Regions from separate parts of the Mus musculus genome. Here region 2 is linked to region 1. A link is a loop called in an ENCODE intact Hi-C map of the cell type or tissue named here. Cell type or tissue: heart. All regions are shown on one strand.

Region 1 (8,000 bases):
GACACAGACAGACATAGACACAGACAGACATACACATACACAGACACAGACAGACATACACAGACACAGACACAGACAGACATACATAGACACACACAGACACACACAGACACAATCACAGACACAGACACAGACAGACACAGACACAGACAGACACAGACAGACACAGACACACACAGACACAGTCACAGACACAGACACAGACACAGACAGACACAGACACAGACAGACACAGACAGACACAGACACAGACACAGACACACACAGACACACACAGACACACACAGATTCAGACACAGACAGACAGAGACACAGACTCAGACACAGACACAGACACAGACAGACACAGGTACACACAGACAAACACAGACACAGACATACACAGACACACAAACACACACAGACACAGGTACACACAGACAAACACAGACACAGACATACACAGACACACAGACACACACAGACACAGATACATACAGAAAATTAATAGCAAATCTTAAAAAAACCCAGAAGCCCTATAGTATGGCGTAACTTATGACCGCTTTCCTTCTCAATGGCTTTTGTGTGTTAGGATGTAAATCTTTATTATGCAGCCCAAACTGAACTAAGCTCAGGCTCTTCCCACCTCAGCCTCCCACACAGTGTTGAGATGACAGGCTGCTCACTATACCTGGCTTTTGAAATGCTTTTCCTTTGTTCATTGTAGGTGAGGCTGGCCTTCAGCTCCTGAGCTTCCGGCCTTTACCTCACAAGTGCTAACACTACTAGCCTGTGTTACACACCTGCTTGAAATGGTTTCCTGGGCTTGTCTTTTCTTGGTATAAGAGACTCCTGTTTCACTTAGAGACCTGAAGTCCCCCTCAGCACCTCTCTCTTTACAAGTCCTACTGTTTTGATGTCTTGTTTCCTTTAAATTCCACCTCTTCACCCCTCAGGCCTGTTGTGGACTGACCCTTTTTCAGAGTTCGCTATCATATGCAAAATTTCTGAATACCCTCTAAACTTAGCTTGGCTTACACCATTTTTTTTTTTTATTAAGCTGGGAGTAGTGACACTGTCTCGTCATCCAAACATTTGGAAGGTGGAGGCAGGAGGATCAGAAACTCACGGTCATCCTTGACTATACAGAGAGTTGAACATCATCCTGGGTTACACGAAACTCTGCCTCAACACCCGCAAAGGAATGAATGAATGAATAAACAAATAAATACCTTCTCTAGTAATAAACACAATTCCTATGTAATGGTCCACCCTCGTTTCTTGACATTCTCCAAAAGCCCCATGGTTTAGCAAGGTGGAGCTACTTTCAAATCCCCAGCATGCCAAGTGCTCTAGTTAGCCCCGTGCCTTCTCACCCATCCTTTTTCTGCCTGGGATGCTTCATTGGCCTGGTCAGCTAAGCAGACTCTCGAGGGACATTTCAAGCCAGGGTTCTCCAGGTATTTTCTCATTCTTTGAACTATCTAGGCAAACTCAAGAGTGTCTCCATCTAGCAAGTATAACATTTTTAACTCATGTGTGTTTCCAAATCAGGGTGTTAGCTTGAGTGTGAGGGCTATGGTTATTCTCATTGTTAAATCACCAACACTTAGCCCAGGGACCGTGTCTAATGTGCAATTAAATGGCTGAGTGACAAATCTGTTCTACAATGAGAATAGCATTGTTGCTAGGCTTCTATTACAGAGGTTCACTCCAGTATCTTTAGGAAATAAAAACACAGTCTATTAAAGGACAGGGAAGAAAAGTGCACCTCTATCCTGATACCTACTTTTGCATTATCAGTTCTGGTCTTTGCTCAAGTATACAATAGGTCTGTGCACACATATGCACACAAGTTACATCAGCAAAATTGAAATTTTCAGTTTCTTCCCACAGTACAAGAGCGATCTAGGGTCTTGCACATGAAAGCCTGCCACCATGCCAGATCCCCTTCTGTTCTCCATCTTCACTACTTTTAAGCATGCAAATTTTGTTGTTGTTTACAAAAAAGTGTGTGTGTCCTGGAGAGGGTGAGTCCCACGGCATATATCATATAAATGGAGGTCAGAGACAGCTGGAAGGAGTAAGGTCTCTCCTTCCACATTGTGGGCCCTAGGGATTGAACTTAGGCTGTCAGGCTTAGAGGTAAGTGCCTTTACCCACCGCGCTCCCTCACCAGCCTACCTGAAAACATTTCCTAACACTCCTGTACAATCCTCCAAGTTGGTTGCTTCAGGTTCTGTTACTCAGGACTTGAGTGGCCTTGGATAAGTCACCGAGTGTCTCAAATTCTTCATGTGTGCCAAGAGAATCACAGCAAAGCCAGTCTCATCTCAGGTTAGTTCTGAGTGGCCCATCTGATAAATTGCTTGCAAGCCCTAGGTGAGCCCTTTGCCCATTCGCCTGCAGAAAGGGTGTGTGATGGCTGGACAGGACACAGCTGATGGTTAACGTTTGGAGCTGGCTGGCCTAGGCTGAAGCTGGCCAGTTGACTGCAGAGGGCATTTGGGCTATTACTTGGAAATGCCCACTGCACATGTAGTGGTAGAGGTTGTTTTGGGGGCTCCTTTTTTTCTCTCAGACCTGTAACCCCTCCCCCTGAAAAGACATGTTTTATTTTCTCTTTGCTGTTAGCTACTAAGGATTTTCTCTCTCAGTTTAGAAAGCTTTAGTCCTTGTCAGCTTAGTTCACAAAAAAAGGTCTGTATTTCTTGGAAGGCAATAAACAAACAAACAAAAAACTATTGTTTTTTTTCTTTAATTTTTTTCTTAGTTTATATTTATTGTATGTAATGATGGATAAGATTCAAGCACATAATTTTCTTTTAACATGTGTGTGCCTCTTCCCCCAACATTAGCTTCACTCTTTTTCCCAGATAGTCATACTTTTATTTTCTTATCATCTATGTGTTAACTCATATATAAAGGCATTTCTACACACACACACACACACACACACACACACCCCTAGATCCACATATGAGGGAAACTTGTCTGAGTAAGGTTTACTTATGTGTATACAATCCCACAATCTTTGTCTTTTCCCCATGTGTGTGACTTTATGTGTATATGTAAAGCAGGCTCCACACTAGGAGAAAAACATACTTTTTTTTTTTTTTAAAGTCCGAGTCTGGTTTATTTTACTTCCTATGATGAGGATTCTCAACCCAGTCCACTAGCGATGTGCTCCGCGTTGGCTTCTGCACACCGTTCCCCTGGCCCGCCGCTTCGGGAAAGCGTAAGCCGCAATGGCACTTTGATTTTCCTACGTCCCGGGGCAGCCCCGGGGTCCGCAGCTCCACCTGGCTCGGCGGCCGGGCGCACAAAGAGCGGCGCGGGCGGCGACGGGCCGGGACGCAGAAAGTAGTCCCGACCACGCCGGCCCCAGTGTCGGCCGACGTCGCCTCACGCCCTCCGCCGCCCGGGGAAAGAATCCCATCGGAATGCGCCTCGGGAAGACCTTATCCCCGCAGCGTGCGGGGGCTCGCGAGGCTCAACCCGCGGGGGCTCTCCGGGGAGTCGGCGCGCGCGGCGGTCGCGGCTCCCGGGGTCCGGCCGCGGCGCGCTGAGGACGGGGGTGGGGGGAGTCGGGCGCGCAGGGAGACGGCGGCGGCCCCGCGGCGGATCCCTGCGCCGCTGCGAGAGGAAGAGGCTGAATGAGGCGCCGCGCGGGGGACGTGGGGCGCCGCGGGAGGAGGCGGCGGCATGGGGGCAGGCGCTGGCGTCGCGCGAGCCCGGGCCGGAGCGGCGCGCTAGAGCCCTGACGTGCGCCCTTTTCTTTCTTCTCGCGGCCGCGGAAAGCATGAGCGTGCAGACCCGCCGCTGCGGCGGCCGCCCCGGCTCCTCGCCCGCGCGTCCCCTGGCCGCCGGGCGCCGGTGAGGGCCGCGAGCGCGCGCGGTGGTGGGGGGAAGATGGGGGCCGTGCTGAGGAGCCTCCTGGCCTGCAGCTTCTGCGTGCTGCTGAGAGGTGAGGCGAAGCGAGGCGAGGCCGGGGGAAAAGTTGCCGGGGTCCCGGGAGGGGGAGGGGAGGTGGCGGGGACAGCGGCGGGGACAGAGGCCTGGCGCTGGGGAGCCGCGCGAGGAAGGGGCCCGCGGTCGGGGGCCGCGCCCGGCCGCCGCGCACACCCCTGGCCGGCCCCGCGGCGCCGCCGGACAAAGCTGCGGGCCTCGGGGGGACCCCTGGCCCCCCGCACTCCATCGGAATGACTGACGGTGCCCGGCTCGCCTGCACTCGGGGCAGAAAGGGGCTTTTGTAGTTGCGCTTTCAGCACCATTGGTGTTGACCTCCCTCTCCCTCGAAGCCTGAGCTCACCTTTCCCGTGTCTCTTAGGTGAACTTTTTTCTTCTTCTTTAAACCCCACTATTTTTTTTTTCCTTCTCCCCTCTCTAGGCCTTGTTACAACTAATAATTGTCTTCCGCGGGGATAGAATGGTCCTGGGTGAGAGCACAGTTGGAAATTGACTCTAGGGTGATAGGTCGCGCTTTTCAGCATTCGGGATCATCTGAGCCCATAATAAAAACACAAACGTTGCCCTCGTAACCCCTGGTATTCAGGACTCGCCCCCTGTTTGCGGAGTGTGCAAGTGTACAGTTGGCACCAAGTAGGGAAGTCATCCTTGTGTGGCGAGGAGCCTATCCTGGGAACTAAATTATCATTTGCTGGGCACCCCTGGGAACTGCTTGGCACTTTAGTAAATAACAGAGAATGCCCTGGGTAATTTGCTATGGGAATCGCTTAAACGTAGTGGCTCTGTGGTGTTTTGAATTTGGACTGTGAGGCTGAGACGTACGTCCTGACTTTTTGTTGTGTGACAGTTTGCAATGGAAACCTTGTCGACTGGTCTTCAGTTGATGAGCGATGGGGGCTGGTGCCATGGAGAGTGTTGCCTGTGCAAGAATTGAGGTGCTGTTTGACGCCGTATCTTGTTGTTCGCTTTTGTTAACTTACCTGTGCCAGTTAATGGGACCTCTCTGGGATTCTTAGTTATTAATTTAACAAGCTCAACGTTTAAGTCCGTCAGAAGTATGGAAGTTTGCAAAGTAGGATAGTAACTAACAATCTTATGATGTAAATGGGACAGCCTATCATCTATGCATGTGTGTATTTGAATAAGACTATTTGCCTTAAAACCCCCCCACCATTTTCTAAAAATAAGCGTATCCCGAATTGTCTAGTCCTTTTTGCAAATACCAGAAAGATAATTGCTGTTTTAATTTCCATGGCAGAGAACTCAATGTTATTACTCAAGAGATTTAATAATCAAGTGTTTATTTTGTTATAGTAAACTCTACATTGAAAGATTTTGCTGTAGCTGTGAGAAAGTTGTTATTAACATGTGAATATGATTGACAAGTTCATAAGAGTTAAAATGTAGAACTAGTGGATTGATTTAGAGTTGGGAAAGTCTAAATCTGTGACTTCTGATGGCTTTAGCGCCTGAAAGTCCAGCTGCCATTCTTAGAGGGGACATAGGACTGTTTGTTTATTTTGATAACAGGTTTGAGCCTAGAGTTGAGTAGATTCATGCATGAGTTTGGTTTAGAGATGGTGAAGCATGATATTGTGTGTAACAAGATCAAGAAGAGGTAACTGTCCGAAGTGGAGCTTATTTAAATGTAATACAATAATGCTAAGGAGGTCTTTGTTTTTCTGTTTAGCATTATTTAATTGTGAGCATATATCATTCCAACTGAAACTGTCTTTTTGGTGTAAACGATTCCTAATTTAAAGTTTCTTCACTTCTTGGCACTGTTAGCCTCTGTTATAAGTGACAGTCACCCTTGGTTTCCCAGGAGCAAAGTGTGATTTAATTACTTGTAGTTCCCAGAAGAGGTGGTACTTTTACTTTGGGTTTGTGATGATGTGTGACTTTGGGACTTTGTACCTTATAGCCTTGTTTACTCACCAGCAGTTGAAGGTCATTTAATACTGCCATCGCTAGGCTGCACCCTGTCCTAGTTACCAAGTGACAAAGAATATTGGGAAAAACTTGAAAGTTGAGGATTTTAGCACCATAGACTTGAGTTTAAAGCTAGATCTTCATTATTTCTGCTTCTGGTTCTCTCTGTCTCAGCTTATCTATAAAACATGGGTAATAATACCTGTCTGGCTGATTTGCAAGGGTTATTAGGTGTGTTTAATGAAGTAACATAGGAGTGCTTTCCAAATATTAATTAAAAAGTTTTAAAGACAGGATCTTTCTATGCTGCCCAGGCTGACCTCCAAGTGCAACTCAACTCTTCTCCTTTCCCAACCTCCTGAGTGTGGGGGTCACAGGCATGCCTCCCCATATATGGCTATAAATAGTGTTATTTTTATATGTGAAAATTTTTTTTTATTATTTATGGATGTGTCCTCAATTGTTGGTGATTAGAGATTTAATTTGTTTAAGATTCAAGAGTGCTTAAAGTAGATGATATTGTTGTCATTTGTAAGAAGTTGGGGCACAAAAAAAAAGTTGGGGCACTCTCTGTCAGCTAGTTCATTGTAGAGCAGGGCTTTTCTCCGTTCTCTGGCCAGTGTGCCTGGAGTAGCTCCTGTGTGAATCTCAGTTCCTCAGGGCGGCTGGAGTAAGGCAGACAGGGCTTTGCTCTTTCAGACCCCACAGCTTAGGTTAGGTCTAGTCAGGTACCAATAGGAAAAACATTATCTCTGATTTTCTAGATGAAATATTTTTGGAAAGAGCCACACACAGTTTTATAAAAAATTAATTTTTTAATTTTTAAAAACTATGTGTGTCTGTATATAATGAATGAAGCATGGGTTCTCTGGCGCTGGAGTTACAGGTGGTGTGAGCCACTTAATGTGGATGCTGGGAACTGAACTCAGGCTCTCCAGAAGACAGTGTGCACTCTTAAATCCAGCTGCAAGAATTACAGTATTTGAAGGCAAGCATGGAAGCATATGCCTGTAGTACCAGCATTTGATAGGAGGCAAGGCTAGCCCAGACAACATAGTAAGTTTGAGGCCAGCATGGGAAAAAAAAAGAAATCTTTATCAATAACAACCATTATCACCCCCAAAACAAAAAACAAGTTTTCAAATGACATCGAAATAGGTACTTGGTAAGTACTGTATCTTGGTTTTCTTTGAGGAGACTTCTTTTTTGGTTTTTCAAGACAGGGTTTCTCTGTGTAGCCCTGGCTGTCCTGGAACTCACTCTGTAAACCAGGCTGGCCTCGAACTCAGAAATCCTCCTGCCTCTGCCTCCCGAGTGCTGTGATTAAAGGCGTGCGCCACCACTGCCCAGCTTGAGGAGACTTCTTAAAATTCTTATTATTTCCTGTAAAAAATATTTTTATTTTTGAGACTCATACATGCATATAATATATTTTGATCATATTTATTCTCCTATCCCTTCTCCTATCTTCTTACTCCTGACCTCTCCCAGGTCTGTTTTCATCCGCTCTGAACTTTGAGTTCTTTGTCTTTAAAATAGTCTACCAAGTCCAGGTTGTGTTGCCTATCTACTGGTGGGTTTGGTACCATTTACTGGAGCATAGTAAATCTGTCAGGGGCCACACAGGTAGAGAAAAGGACTCTTCCTCCCCCAGAAGCCATCTGTCTGTAGCTCCTCTGTAGCAGTAGGGAGGGGAGCGCATGAGCCTCTCTCCCCACCTCCATGCTGGAATGCTGACATACTTGATCTTGTGTGGGTCTTATGCAGCCCACCACAGCTGCTGTGAGTTCATGTGTGCAGCACTCCTGTCATGGCCAGAAGACATTATTTTGCTCTGCTCCTGCATGACTTTTGGCTCTTAAAATCTTTTAAGATGGTCCCTGAGCCTTGTGGGGAAGGGAGTATAACATAGATGTTCTCTTGTGGCCGGGCTTGTTAATATGACAATTCTCTGCTGCCTGTCTTCCTTCCCCCAGCCCACTTTTTGTAGAGATGTGAATGGTATCTGAACAAACTGAAGTGTTTACAACTAATATTTCTAGAAAAGTGAGTCTTTCAGAATTGATTTCTCCTTTAAATCAGGTATTACAACGTTTTGAGGCAGTCAAATGAATTTTGGC
Region 2 (8,000 bases), 230 kb before region 1:
ACACCAGGGCCAAAAAGGGGGAGTGGGTGGGCAGGGGAGTGGGGGTGGGTGGATATGGGGGACTTTTGGTATAGCATTGGAAATGTAAATGAGTTAAATACCTAATAAAAAATGGAAAAAAAAATATAATTCCTACTATTTCCCGTTACTTACAGCATGTAAATTCTTTGGCTGGGTCCTAACGTAATCTAGCTCTAAATTGTTTCCCAGACTTTATACTATTGCAGTCAAATGCTGTTTCGACACACATTACTTCTGTTTCTCCTGTTGTACTTGTTTCTTCTTCCTGGAATGAGCTTCCTCATTCTCTGTACCCCAGTTCAGTCTGTGGGTCGTCATCTAGGTCGGTTCCATATGAGGGTTTCCTAAGGCGGAAGGAGTGGCGTGAGGTGGTTACCATGTCACCGTACAGGTACTCGGCGCTTTACTTGGCACAGGATTTAAACCTCACAGTGACTCAGAGGACTTGGTGTCAATACCTTGTACATGTCCACCATGTGCCCCTGGACTCTGTAGCTGGCGAGTTCCAGCCCCTCTGCAGCTTATATTTGAGTCACAAGCTCCACAGAAGTGTATGCTAAGAGAAGCGATATTGCTTTAGTGTTATTTGGAACTCATATTCTGTATTTTCTAAACAAATTGGTCTCATGGGGACACTTGAATTTAGTTTCAACTTCTTATTACCACTTATGTGTCCTTGCAAAGCTCCTTGATTTTTTTCCCAGTCTCTGTTTTGTTCAATGTAAAAAAAATCATAAACATAAGCTGTGTATGGGGACACATATCTCTAACGCCAGCATTTGGGGGAAGCTGAGGTAGGGTAACTACAAGTTTGAGGCCAGCCTAGGGTACATGAGTCTGAGAATAACCTGGGCTACAAAGCCAGAATCCCTTTTATAAAGGTTGTTATGAGGATTAAAAATCCAGTATAAGCCAGATGTAGTATTACACACATTCCAGTAGTTGGGAAGTGAGAACATCAAAACAGGAAAAGGTATTTTCAGCACTTCACCATGTATGTGTGTATGTATGTATGTATGTATGTATGTGTGTGTATAATATATGCATATACATATGTAATTTATATATATGTACATATATTATTTTACTTGCCAGAAATGCCCTTGGCCAGAACTTCAAACTTGGATTCTACATAATATTAAAAATATGCTAAGCCGGGCGTGGTGGTGCACGCCTTTAATCCCAGCACTCGGGAGGCAGAGGCAGGCGGATTTCTGAGTTTGAGGCCAGCCTGGTCTACAAAGTGAGTTCCAGGACAGCCAGGGCTATACAGAGAAACCCTGTCTCGAAAAACCAAAAAAAAAAAAAAAAAAAAAAAAAAAAAAAAAAAAGAGCTTTAGAGGCCAGTCATGGTTGTCATGCCTATAATTCCAGCAATCTGGAGACTAAGATAGCAGAATTAATGAAACTAAGATAGCAGAATTAATGAAATTCCAGGCCAGCCTGGGCTACAGAGTAGGATTCTGCACAAAACACGAAACACGAAACAAACAAACACGGAGCATGTCTGGTTAGGTTTGAGGCAGGTAAAGGTGTGAGCTGCTAAGTGTGACGACCTGAGTTTGACCAATAGGCCCCACATGTGGACACTAAGTTGTTTGGCAAGTTGTTCTCTGACCTTTACAAGTGTACCATGGTCCACCCCTAGTATGTAAATAAATAAATGAATAAATAAATAAATAAATAAACAAATGTGAAAACAAACAAGCACACAAAACACCCACAGGATACTATCAGGAGCAAGCTGAACCTGAGATAGGCTGCCAGACCACTATGACCTTGGAGGGTTTAAATGTTCTACACTTATGCTTTACTGGAATTTATCCTCTTTTTCTCAAGCCTTTTGAAAGGACGGCATCTCATCCTTTCCACTCTTTCTGTTTCTAGCGCATTGAAATCCTGACCCAGTAAGACCGTTTTCTGTGAAACACCGGCTGCCGGTTCCTTGATAAACCAAAGACAGCCATCTTCATGAAGGGGACAGTTGCACTTGGCTTTGTTGCTTGTGACAGTCAACCTCTGTAGCATAAGTTAGCCTCTAGCTTTCAATCCTCTTGCCACAGTCTCTTTTAAAGTGTATATGTGTATGCGATGAGTGTATGCACAGACATGCCTCGTGTTGGCTGTGGAGACCAGGAGTACTTCCTTTCCTTGTGTATCCCAGGATGGAACTTAGGTCCTCAGGCCTTTTACCCAGAGAGCCACCACGCTGGTCCAGCCAGTGTCCCGAGTGCCAGAATTGTCTTGCTACCTGTGTACCATCACACCTGGCTAGACCAGAACATTTAAAAAAACAAACAAACAAACAAACTTTTTTTTTTTTTCCTGAGCTAGGGGACTCCTTATATAGCTCTTTTTCACCTACTCCTCTCCCAACTTCCAAAAGCAGGCGTCTTGGTGGTTGTCAGCTGGTGACGCTGCAGTACCGCGTCCTGCCACGAGAGGACAGGGAGCCGCCTCCACTCAAATCCGCAGAAGGTCAAAGGCACCTCTCCTCTAAGCTGGGTCGGCATCGGCAAGCTCAGCTTGCAGCTTCTGCGGTTCTCACCTCCAAAAGGGCTCCCTTTTTCACTCTGAAAGATGACCTGCAAGTCCCCGGAGGCATATTCCATAATGGTTACCTTAAATGATTAATGATTGCCAGCCTTAACGGGTGCACCTTTGTTGCAGGGTTTAAAGGTGGGAGAGGACTAACAGAAACGTTACCTTTCTAACCCACTCGGAAAGCACGCCAAGCCACCTAGGCGGTGCCCACATCGATTCACCTCAACATACTGCTTGAAGGCCGGAATCCTTACTTCAGTACCCTGCAGATGGCGTGTGTTGAGGGGTACAGGAATCTGGTTCTTGGGCCAGTCCACTCGAAGTGTGCTTTTCTGTCATTGATCTCATCTTTGTTATGTGATATCCACGTGAGTCCTTTTTAGTAGAAGCTTCAAGCTCAGATGCTCAAAGAACACTGGAATAAAGCTTCGATTGTCCTATTCAGTTGCTGAGAGTGGTTGTCGCCACCTCAGGTCTCTCATTTTCCTAAGTAGGTAGTGTCTCAAAACAAAGCTACTTTGAAAAGAAGGGAGAAAAAAGCAAAAGCAAAAGCAAACCAAAACAAACAAAAAACCCAAACCCATGAAAGACTTGGAGTTAAAGTAGGCTCAAGTAGGTCTTGCATCTCTTGAAAGCAAGTGAACTCTGGTTTGACTTAAAGATGATGCTGTACTACCGATGTCGAGAATACTTACTTAATGTGTAAGGGCGTTTTGATTTCATGTTTGTGTGTGCGCCCCATGTGTGCTCGGTGCCCATGGAGGTCAGCGGAGGGCATCAGATCCCCTGGAACTGGAGTTACAGATGGTTCTGGGCTGCCATGTGGGTGCTGGGAATCGAGCCGTCAGTGCTCCTAACAACCCTAAAATACCTTTAACGTCTTATTACATTTTATTTGTGTGTGTGTATTACATTTTATTTATTTATTTGTGTGTGTGTGTGTGTGTAGCGGGGTGGGGAACAGCATGTGGACTGAGGACAACTTTCAAAGGCGGTTCTCTCCACCGCATGGACCCTTTACTTGTTGAGCCATCTCGAGGGCACGCAGAAAAGATTCTTTTAGAAAAAATAATTCTTGGCTGCGTTTGCCCGCACTCGTGTAGTAGGGTCTTTCAAGGACGAAGACATAGGTGAAGATATGTTTGATATCACCGGTGCAGTTTTCCTTCAAGTACCTGTAACTTCCCTCTCAAGAGAAAAGCCCCGGATTTGGGATTCCGGGACCTTCTTACAAAATGATTGACTGCAGCACTCTCAGATCGCCTTGCTTTCCTTCCCCTAGAGTGGGGGCATTGGAGCAGCCGCCTCCGTCGGAGGAGAGACCCCAGCGCGGGCAGGAGGCGGGCGGGCCACAGACCCAGGCTCCCGGGCCGCGAACCCGGAGCGCCGAGGCGCCGCTCGGTCGGCCCGGTACGCGACCCGAGCCCGCCTCCCGGAGGCTCCGGAGGCTCCGGCTCGCGGGGACGAGCGCCGAGGGGCGGGCGATGCGCGGCCTGGGCCGGAGACCCCGCCCCCCCACCCCGCCCCCCGCCCCGCCCTCGCCCGTCTCCTCCTTTCCCCCCCGGGCTCCGCTGAGTTCATTCACTGGGATTGGTTTCAAGTGACGCCATCTCTTTATTTTTAAACCGATGACCTCATCCGCGCTTGAAGTTTCCTGACCAGCGACTCTTTCTCTCTCCCCAACCCCCACACTACCCCCCCTGGTCCCCTCCTGCGGGCATCACCGTTTGGGGGGGCTCTCATCCCGTTTCCAACCATTTACCCTCCCCCTCTCGCTTTTCCCGCGCGGACCCCCAACTTTACCTCAACTTCTTCATCCCTGTCGACATTTTTTTTTCCCTCTTTCGGGGGGCGGTGGAAGAGAAAGTGAAGAAAAGTTGCAAACGCCCGGGCTCTCGCTAAGCTCTCCGCCCACCCTTCAGAGGAGAAGCCCCGGCGGCGAGGAGGACGCGCGAGCGACGGCTGGGCGACGCGGTGACAACGCTCGCTCCCCTCCGCGAGCCTGGAGCCGGCGGCCCCTCAAGTAAGTGTTCGCGGCGGGCCGCGGGCCGGCTGGGAGGCGCGTCCGCTCCTCGTGCCGGCCGCCGCGCGCTCTCCCCGGCCGGGGGCCGGCGGGCCACGGCGGCCCGGAGCGGCGACGGCGGCGGCGGGGGGTGTGTAGGCCGCGCTGGGGGTCGGCCCGAGCCGCGGGGGCGCCCCGGCCTCGCCGCGCCGAGCGGGCGAGCGGGCGAGCGGGCGAACGAGCCCCGGGCCGCGGGTCGCCGGCACCTGGGCGGGCGAAGCTGCTCACTTCCAGACTGTTACACAACACGCCTGCCAAGTGGGGCCCTGACTGTTTCCATAATCCCAAATTCACCTTGTGTGTGTGCAGGCAGCCAGCGAGGCCACCTGGGGAGCGACCGTGTCGCTTCCTTAAACAAGGAAAAAAAAAAAAAAACCCACCCCCAAAACTCAACTTTCATTCCGGGGCTCCCGTCACGGTGTTGGAGGAAAACGGTCCGCCGGTGACTCCTTTATTTACAGTAGCTGTAAAATGTGAGACATGAAAACGGGGAAACAACGGACGGTGTGTGTGTGTGTGTGTGTGTGTGTACGGTGTAGTTTCACGTGGAAAAAAAAAAACCCTAAGGAGGACATACATGCAAACTCTTTAAGAGCGACGGGTTGTTTCCTACAGAAAGCTGATAATACACTTGGGGAAAGTACAAGGAGATCTTAAAATGAATGGCTTGTGCAAAATTGGAAAGAACTTTTCTTAAACGCCTGTTGCAAAGATCCTTGGTGTTTTGAAGTCCTGTGTGTCTCAGATTGTTTGGAGAACGCACACCTCTAATCAGCCCATGATTAGAGAGGAAAAACCTGTTGCATAATCTCATTTGCTGTGGGGTTGGCTGTGCCGTCCCCTGAACCAAGGGGAAGTGAGTTAGGATGAGGGTTTTTAAACCTCTGAGGTTTTTATTTACACAGTGCGCTGGGTGCCACTTTGCTTTTAAAGATTGTAAGTAAATACTCTGCTCTTACAAGCGAATCAAACCTATCGAACCTGCTGGGAAAATGACCAGGTATGTGTTCTCTCCTGCTCACGTTATCTCTCTCTCTCTGAAATAGATTCTCAGGGGGAATAAGCCTCTTTGGCCACTCTGTGGAGCTTGATAGTACATACAGTTAACAACTACTTCCTCAAAAAGCCTACACTTTTTCATCTCCCTTAAAGAAAAGACCTTTAAAGGTAAATTTCAGAAGAAGGGGAAAAAAGCTTAACAATTGAGACAATTCAAATATTAGCGAGCACACTGTGGGAGGCTGTAATTCAGATTTATAGAATTCTCTATTGGGTGAAGACCAGTCGCTTGGAGAAGTAAATTGAAAACTGAAGTGTCTGTGGCTTTGTGTATTCTAGTCAAAATGTGACCAGGCACTGCAAAAGGGTTTTGTCTTTATGTAAAAAATAAAACTGTGGAACTTATTGTGTTTAAAGACATTGTGGAATGTTGATATTTTCATAACATTTACCATCTTATGGACAAATTCAGAACTTCAGCTTGAATTATTAGTTTTAAGGTGTAAGATTTTGTGTTTATCAGAGTTCCAAATGGGGAGAAAATTCGAAGTAAGTTTATTTTGCATTTTAGTAAGTGGTGAATAAGCTGATGTTTAGAAAGTATAAACTGTTGATAATGATAGTTACAATTTTTTGTTTTATTTTACTCTCTGGTATCTTAGCAACTCAAGTGAAATACTTATCCTAGAATTGTGCTGATTTTCCTTCAGTGTTTCAGATGGTGAGTTTCAGTAGACAGGGCCAGGAACAGAAGTACACAGTTACCACTCCCTCCCCACCCCTCACTCTGTTCAGTTTGGAAGTTCTTGTCTCATAGTTCAGCTTGGTGAATGTAGTTGAGTACCTATAAATTTAAAATGTTAATACGAAATTGGGGGTTCCTGGTCTATTTGAACAGAGGTTTAATTATAGGAATTGAGAAAGGGGTCAAAGAGGAAGATCCTGGTAACTCAGTTCCCCTCTCTCCTGCTTTCTTACACATTGAAGATTTATTTGTAGAGTGGAAAAGAGGAGGCAGAGGTCAGCTGGTTTAAGAGTCTGGCTGGGGTTAGGTGAGGACCTAGGTGTAAACTATGTTCCCTCCCACATAGAGAAAGAGTAGGTCTGAGAAGTTTGAAGGAAGCTTGGCTCGAGTTAGAGAAGAACAGGAACAATGTTGGAGTGTTAAAATAGCTTTTTTTTTTTTCTTCTCTAACTGCCTGAATTAGGAAATTGAATTTCATAGAATTTTCATTATCTGGACTTAATATATTAAACAAACAAGTTTATATACATGTTCATTGTTAAGCCTTTTCTATTTTCACCCAACCATAAAGTCCTGTAAAATATAACTTGATATCATTTACCAGTGTAATTTATCCTAGAGTCTTATGTGTTCCTGGTATTTCTAACAAAGACATTTTTCTGTTGTATCTTATTGGACTAATAACTTCATTGGGCACTAATGTTTTTTAAGTGCATTGAGTTCTCAAACAGAAGATACAATAACTTGAAGAAGTAGATTAATATAGGGAAATCTCATGGCTTAAAACTCCCCAAGAAGATAACCAGGCATAACAGAAAACAAGTTTTTCAACATATTTCAACAGATTATACATGTTAAAAAGACTTGATAGGAAACAAAATATACTTGATGCTTGATTATCTTTAAAGTAGTAATTATCAGATTTTAAAATTGAGACTGATGTTCACCATCATAAAGAAAAAACAATCTTACTAATGTTGGTTTAAGCAAAATCATAAAATGAATCTTACCTAAAGCTACATATATTTCAAAGCCAGATGTCATTTTCCCAATTTACTTGTATTGTGGATAATCTCTCATTTTCATACACTTCTTTTATTTAGATAGATAAAGGGTTGGCTTTGTGAGGGAAGGGTCCTGAAGGCTGGCTGGAGGTAAAGAATCAGGGTTAAGCTTTAAGAAGAGGCCACTCTTTTACACTGACTAAGCTAGGAGGCGAGGAATTTAATCAGATACATGACCGGAGAAAAACAAGAGTGCTTCAAAAGAAGAATCTACGGCAAGATGACGCGCGTGTGTGTGTGTGTGTGTGTGTGTGTGTGTGTGTGTGTACACATGCCAGTATGTGTATGCCAGGGGTATGACCAGTATAGGAGGAAATAGGATACACCTTGGGATAAAAGGAAAGAGGTATAAGTGGAAAAATACCCCTTGATACTTCAACAAGAAGAGAATAATTAATTGTCATCGTCTTCCTGATTGATATTGGTTAATGATGTAGGTCTCTTGTCATCAGAAAGTCAGATCTCTGTTTTCTGTTTCTTTGTATTAAAAAACACAATCTAGCGGTGAGGAGATGGATTTTTGTGATTATATAACTATATGTAAGCATAAAACTTAATTCCCAGA

The links. A loop is a pair of places that touch in the nucleus more often than their neighbours do. Peaks named below come from ENCODE experiments on the same cell type or tissue, not always from the same donor. Only the 100,000 strongest peaks of a DNase experiment are listed, where the experiment ranks them.
Region 2: it touches region 1 in a loop (3-fold over the local background); 2 of 42 quality-filtered maps call a loop at or near these places.

What each region holds. Positions count from the first base shown.
Region 1 is chr6:134,562,589-134,570,588 of GRCm38, reverse strand. It overlaps Lrp6 (low density lipoprotein receptor-related protein 6), which reads left to right and starts at 3,676. Exons shown (of 23, transcript NM_008514.4): 1 at 3,676-3,946. The coding sequence starts at 3,892. In heart, a CTCF peak has its summit at 4,550; DNase peaks (open chromatin) are centred at 3,368, 3,598 and 4,568; H3K4me3 peaks cover 3,010 bases; H3K27ac peaks cover 2,191 bases.
Region 2 is chr6:134,788,865-134,796,864 of GRCm38, reverse strand. Dusp16 (dual specificity phosphatase 16) reads left to right here and starts at 4,237. Exons shown (of 7, transcript NM_130447.3): 1 at 4,237-4,588. It overlaps 1700055D16Rik (RIKEN cDNA 1700055D16 gene), which reads right to left and starts at 4,505. Exons shown (of 2, transcript NR_151454.1): 1 at 4,369-4,505. In heart, no CTCF peak of the experiment used is centred here; DNase peaks (open chromatin) are centred at 2,464, 4,174, 4,914 and 5,454; H3K4me3 peaks cover 4,164 bases; H3K27ac peaks cover 3,042 bases.